Regions from separate parts of the Homo sapiens genome. Here region 2 is linked to region 1. Evidence: chromatin contacts called from ENCODE Hi-C data. All regions are on one chromosome and are shown on one strand. Each heading gives the region's core, a stretch centred on a gene start or an enhancer-like site at or near the end of the contact. The rest is flanking DNA. Distances are from core to core; before and after follow the strand shown.

Evidence for each region. Hi-C counts contacts between places; a loop is a spot of excess contacts on that map. Pooled maps may share reads with other maps.
Region 2: a map of PC-9 shows a loop between it and region 1 (4-fold over the local background). The contact joins the enhancer-like site here to the promoter of LINC01516 in region 1. A Hi-C loop is called at or near these places in 2 of 168 maps with a recorded cell type or tissue (PC-9 and mammary epithelial cell) and 2 of 50 pooled maps.

What each region holds. Positions count from the first base shown.
Region 1 is chr10:25,111,097-25,114,641 of GRCh38, forward strand. LINC01516 (long intergenic non-protein coding RNA 1516) reads left to right here and starts at 1,962. Exons shown (of 8, transcript NR_120649.1): 1 at 1,962-2,590. RefSeq lists a silencer at 2,279-2,328.
Region 2 is chr10:25,491,245-25,494,789 of GRCh38, forward strand. The region is part of intron 5 of GPR158 (G protein-coupled receptor 158); the gene reads left to right. Among named protein-coding and RNA genes, the nearest start is that of LINC00836, 160 kb to the right of the region's middle. Within about 2 kb of position 1,972, at least 3 of the 41 ENCODE cell types and tissues checked have a DNase peak (open chromatin) inside an H3K27ac peak, as active enhancers do; they include PC-9, where a contact is called at or near this core.

The sequences.
Region 1 (3,545 bases), core at 712-3,211:
TCTACAGTCAGGTTAGAATTGGTAAGAACCAACTAGAAAAATGGCCAGTGGAGGAGAGATGCTGACCACCAATACTTCTAAATCTAAGGGCCAGTGTGTTCTAAAAAAATTCAGGCTGGGTGTGGTGGCTCACACCTCTAATCCCAGCACTTTCGGAGGCCAAGGTATTTGGATCATTTCAGGTCAGGAGTTGAAGACTAGCCTGACCAACATGGTGAAACCCTGTCTCTACTAAAATACAAATATTAGCCAGGTGTGGTGGTGGGCACCTGTAATCCTGGCTACTCGGGAGGCAGAGGCAAGAGAATGGCTTGAACCCAGGAGGCAGAGGTTGCAGTGAGCCCAGATTGCCCCACTGCTCTTCAGCCTAGGTGATAGAGCGAGACTCCGTCTCAATAAAATTAAAATAAAATTCAAAACTATTACTCCACATCAGGAATTTTATCAGTTATTGTAAAAGAGGGCAGACGAGTGGATTTTCTGGCTCTCTCATGTCACTTCCCTATTTGAGAGCCTTTGCTCATGGGCTTCTAGTCCAACAGTGCAGCCCAGCCTGAAAGGGCTGATCTGACTCCTCCTCTCCTCTCAATCCCATCTCATCCTGCTTCTCTCTCTCTTTCTCTCTTTTTTCTTTTTTTTTTTTTTTTTGAAACAAGGACTTTCTCTGTCCCTCAGGCTGGAGTACAGTGGCACAATCATAGCTTACTGTAGCCTCGAACTCCCAGCCTCAAGCAATCCTCCCACCTCACCCTCCAAGCAGCTGGGACTACAAATGTGAGCCAACATGACCAGCTAATTAAAAAAAAATATTTTGGAGACGGGGATCTCGCTACATTGGCCAGGTTAGTCTTGAACTCCTGGGCTTCAGCGATCCTCCTGCCTTAGCCTCCCAAAGTGCTGGGATTCTAGGCGTGAGTCACTGTACACAGCTCATCCTGTTTCTCACTGCAACCAACACTCACCGTGCTTGCAGAGCATCCCTTGCTGCCTCCCACATCTTTGCCTTTGTTCACAATATTTCTTCTGTTCACCCTTCTCTTCCCCTTTCTATCCATGGATTTCCTGACTCTTCCTTCCCCTCTTGGCCTCCCTATTTTATCCACCACACAATACCCTCTTCAGATTTCTGTCTGAGGACTGATAACACTTCCTCACAGATATTTGTTTAGATCATGAGCTTACCCTGTGACTCTCTGAACTCCTATGATGGATTGCGTGAACTCCTCAGTGCTGGGCCCGTTTGACACAGTCTTTTGGAAAGACACTTAACAACTTCCTGCCTTAGTTTCTTCATCTGTGAAATGGGGATAACAAAAGGATTGTGGAGGAGATAAAGGAAGTGATATGTCTAATAATGCATAATAATAATAAACATAATAATTACTGATATCCATGACATATAACAACAACTTTCCTAATAACTAACACAACATTCACAATGTATCAGGTTCTACTCCAGGGGTTTTACAAATTTAACTCATTTAGTCCTCTGGGTAAGCCTATCAGGTAATTTCTCTTATTACCCCTGTTTACAGATTAGAAACCTGAGGCACAGAGAAGTTAAGGAGTTTTCCCAAGGTCACACAGCTTGTAAGTGATAAAGATGAGGGTTGATTCTGAGTAGTCTGGGCGCCAGAGCCTATGCTCTTAGTCACCAAGCAACACTCCTTCAAATGATCGGTGTTTGTTAATTACCATTAAGTATAAATTGTCTAAAATCTACGATCAAGCTAAGCCTGGAAATTAAAGACCAATGAGCCAATCCACATGGAATACCACTCAGGGGCTGCCTTAAAGATATGAGCCAGCCCTGAGGGTTTCCCTCCTGTCCCCTTACTGACAGGTGGACCAAAAGAAAGGGAAAGAAAACCACATTCCATCTTCACAGAGGTTCCAGTTAGTTCCTAGGCAAACAAGAAATCAAAAGCATCCACAGATGTTGTGTCTACCACCCTGATGCAGAAAGAGCTTAAGGAGAAGCTCTGACAAGGGATAGACAGTTTACTTATGGAAACAAGCAGAAAATTAAATCTGGTCTCTGCCCAGCAAGCATCTCACCTCCCACCATAGCGTCTGGCAGAGAAGTGAGCCAAGGTGGCCCCTGGCGCAGCAAATGTTTGGCACATCCATTTGCACAGGAGGGGGAAGAAGGCGCATTCTCAAACACCCTTCCCATCACCTTTCAGGATCTTAGGTGCCTTCTCTACAGCCATGGCACAAACCTTTACCACTAGGGGGCGGCTAGACATTTCGATTGGCTACCAGGCAAGCGGCCAGCTCAGGACAGGAGCAGTGCTCTGTGAAAGAATGGATTCCTGGTTTGTTCTAAGTACAAACAAGGGGGAAATGCTTCTGCAGGGTTAAATGAGGTTGACACGCTCCCCGCGGCTGACCAGACAGTCCCTCCTAACTCTTACCCACCCTGGGCAGCTCTCTCAGCGCGGTGTGGGGCGGGAGTGGGAGCTGATGGGGGGTGCTCTCTATTCAGACTCTACTTGTTCTAGACTGAGTCACTGGTGGGGGCAGCGGTGTTTGAAAGTGGGCATCACTCTTGGGCTCCCACATTGACTGTAGTTTTACGGAATGTTTGGTGAGTAACTAGTTTTCTAACTTTTCTTTATTTCTCTCATATATTTGTCCATGTTCTTTCCTATGTCATCAAAGAGGATGCCAGGAAAACCCAAAGAAAGGCCCTAGGAGGAAACCAGTATGAGTGCCAAGATGAGCCAGAACCAGGGTGGGGCTGAGAGGCGCCCAGGCAGCTGCTTTCATTGTGCACCTTCCCCTAGTCCCAGCCCCAAATCACCATGGTGACAGATACCCAGCAGCATTGAGAAACAGAGAGCTTTTTGTTTTCTGCCATGCTTTTAACTCCTCACTCCACTTGTCTCCACCTCCACCCTCTTCAGCCTATACAACTTCTTGCTCATTCCTGTGAAGGTATTGGCTGATAAGAAACAATAAGGACTTCCTAAATAGAGGACTTTGGTATAAAAGTAGCTAACATTTATTAAGCGCTTACTATGTGTCAGACACTCTCCTCAATGCTTTGCAGTATTGGCTCACTTAATTCTCTCAACAATGTGGCAAAGAAGGTATTTATTTTACAGATAAGGTAACTGAGGCACAGAGAGGTTATGTAACTTGCCCAAGGTCACACAGTAGATGGGGGAGTCACAATTTGAATCTAGGGAGTTCTTACTCTTAGGCTCACACGTTGCTTGAGATACCAGAGAACATTCAGACATGTGAAACACTGGACTGTGGGCTACCAGGGGGCAGAAAGGGATTGTGATTTGGTGTTCTTAGTTGGCAACCCCCACAATCACAAACGATGTCTATGTGGCAGGCTGGCTGGGGCTGAGAGCTACTGCCTTTGGGTTACATTTGAGCAGATTGCTGTTCTTCTCCTGAATACCTGGTTTGGCATCCTTAGGGTTGGTTTATTATGACCCTAAAGACTGGATTTACTTTGTTTTCTTTTTGTTTTTTTTGAGGTGGAGTCTCACTTTGTCACCCAGGCTGGAGTGCAGCAGCACAATCTT
Region 2 (3,545 bases), core at 722-3,221, 380 kb after region 1:
ACCTTCCCAGCAGTTAAAGAGCCATATGTCTAGGTCTGGCAATGAAATATGAACAATGATTTGTAAAAAGCAATTACACCCTAGTGTGTCTCCTTTATATTTCTCCTCCTCTGCTATGGTAATTTTGGAGGACATATTTTCTACATGAATGGCTGCAAGATAGAGAAGGACTGCCTGAGCCACAATGGACTTAAAAAAGAATGAAGTATAAGCCTTTGTTTAAGTCACTAGGATTTCAGAGTTCATTTGTTTCTGCAGCTTAGCTTAGTTGAATGTTGACTAATAACTATCTTCAAATATACATTTCTTAAAATTATTGAGATAAATTATCATTTATCACCCTAAAAGTCCTAAAATTTATTCTCTAATTTTAAACATGTAATTCTTGATGGGTTTTGTATTATAAAAATACTTATTTTAGAAAAATTAGGAATTGAAATTAATTATGAGCATGGTAAAAAATACCCATAGTTCTATTTCTTATAATTGTTAACAATTTAGCAATTATCTTGTTTACTTAAATGTATATCTGTTCTTTATATCACTGAAGAACATTTTACTTAGCTATTTAGCTTATCATTATATGGATAGGTCAAAAATGCATTTGTCACATTCTCAATTGATAGACATGTGGTTTCCTATATTTGTCATTATAGTTATTGCTATGAAGAACATCCTTGTCTTGGTCTGTTTGTGTTGCCATAAAGGAATACCTGAGGCTGGGTAATTTATAAAGAAAAGAGGTGTATTTGGCTCATGGTTCTGCAGGCTGTACAAGGAGCTTGGTGCCATCATCTGTTTCTGGTGGAGGTTTCAGGCTGCTTCCACTCATGGTGGAAGGCGAAGGGGAGCCAGCTTGTGTAGATCACATGGTGAGAGAGGAAGAAAGAGAGAGCAAGAAGATGCCAGATTCTTTTCAACAACCAGCTCTTGGGGAACTAAGAGTGAGAACTCACTCCTGCAAGAATAGGATCAAGCAATTCATTAAGGATCCACCTGCATAACCCAAACACCTCCCACCAGGCCCTGCCTCTGCCAACCCTTGAGTCAGAAACACTATTCAAATAGAAAACAGGCTGGTGAATTTCTTCCATGAGAAACAATCCCTTGCTTACAGACTTTCCCCCACCATCTCTAGCTTCTTCAGTGGCACTTTTTTTTTCTTTTTCTTTTTTTTTGTCACAAGCTGCTTGGGACTTTTCCATGTTAAGATGCACTGATTGTCCACTGTATGTTCCAATTAGTGAAAGAGCTGTTCTTCCTACTGCATTCATTTTCATCCCTTAGTCTTCAACACTACCTTGAAAAGAAAAATGTTTTCATGTTTGTACTCTAAGCTCTTTATGCTCTGGATCAAAACATTACAGAATTTTTGACTGTTATATCTGCATGTGGAGAAGGCTTATGGAACATTTAATGTGAACGTGGTCCATGCACAAAAAAAGACTAGAGCAATGAATAAACCAAGACAATTTGCATGAAGGGATAAAAATGAAAACACATAGTGAACTCATTTCACTGGTCTTACAACAAGTGATAAACAATTCAAGCTATCCAATCAATAAAAAATGATCTTTTTCTATTTTGATACTAATTATATGTATTTTAATATTTTAATATTAATATATAATTGATATATAAACAAATATTAATATATTAATATATAATATATTTCAATATCCAATTTTTGGATAAGAGACTGCCTAAATTTCCCTTTTCAATATTTGAAAATGATTTATCAAGTTTGAATAAAAATTAGCATTTACAAAGAGTAAAACCAACAATGACTGCAAAAACCCTCACATACAGAATTGCAATTTAAGAGAAAACCACATTTTCTAGTAGGTTTTTTAAAAGTTACTGACATATAGGCCTTTCACGAGAAGAGAGTTTTGGGGGTGTGTTTATAGTTGAGTCATGAGTGCCTTTGTTCAGGCAGCACTGAAGAGCTAGACTTTGAGAGGTTCCCTAGCATGGGGCCTGCTTCAACACAATTGCAGCAAATGCCCTGTGTTCTGCCTTTGTCCTCTCTGGTCTGACTTCAGCATTACTCACGCAATTCCTCTCCCTTTCGCATAACCCAGTGTCATTCTATTCCAGCCAAGTTTATCTCTGCACCACTCAGATAAGCCCCATGCTGCTCTTTGTAAATGTCACTCTTAGAAGAAGATAGGATGTTTTCTGAAAGAGTTCTTTTTTAAAGCGTTCACTGACTGAATCCATTCTGAAGGATAGTTTGGGTAGAGGGCTTTCTAAAAAAAAATGTTTCATTTTTTAGCCTTTTAGGAGAGCATCTGGAGACAGGTACCCCATTACTCAGGAAACTCCCTAGACTTTTTAGATGGATAAACAGAGCAGAAATAAAATATGTCTAAATTATGTTCTTACACTATCTGATTCAGGCAGTCAAGTTTCTTAGTGACTCATCTGTTACAAATTTTTAGTATCTGTGTTGAGAAATTAAGCAAACAAAGTTAACCATATAGATTAGTAAATTAAGTGTCTATAGTAAAATATCATTTGAATCTCAAGGCTGTGAAAGTGTATATTTTGTGACAGCTTAGTCAGATCCAGATTGTTTAATTAGACTTAACAAAACAGATGACCTTTCTGCTTTATTTACAAAAAGTAGTTGAGGTGATTTTGTAGTTATTTGCTTATTGCGCTAAAGCTTTTCCTTATGGCTGCTTAGGGTGTTTAAATCAATAATAAATGACTCCCTGTAAGATTTAAGTCATTTCAAAAATGTAACACAAAAGCAAGTATCATCTGATTTCTACAGTATATTAGAGCTGAAACAATTTCATCCATAATAAAGTCACAAAAGTGTTGCATACTAGAGAGGAGGGTTGACTTCTGCATTTCTCAATAGTCCTGGTACTAATTTGAGGAAAAAAGAGAGGGAGAGGAAAGCCAAGAATAAAATCTAACATGATACCTGAGGTTGGGGGGAAAGAATCTTTGGTATGTGTAATAGTATTGCTAAATAATATTGTTTTGGATAGCATAAATCAATATGCAAAGAGAATTTACCAATCTATATTATGAGTTAAACACTTGTTCACTAGTATCTTAATGGATATTAATTTTTCATGTTTTTATCATAAAATTTTATTATGTTTTATTAAGAAGTTTATTCAGTGTAAAGCTATATGAAGAAAAAAGTAAAGCCCTCCCATATTCCATCACTCAGAGATAACTGTCATTAGTATAATCATGTATTTTGTTTGGTACTGCTTTTTTCTATGTATAAAAATTGGATTGCTACTGTAGATAATATTATTCCTTTATCATTTACCTGTAGGCGTAAGTATTCAGCAACATTACAGCTTATAACAATCGTGTAGTAGTCAACTATCTGGATGTACCATAGTACCAAAATTTATTTAAGTGTGCTCAGACTTTTTGTTTAACTATTCCTGGACTTTATTTTTTTTTAATGTTTCAGGCGATTTTAAACCACTCCACAGCAAAGTTCTTTGGATGTGACTATCTGAATTTCTAATTGTGCCTATAAAGTGCATTGCTGTATTAGGGGGTTTAAA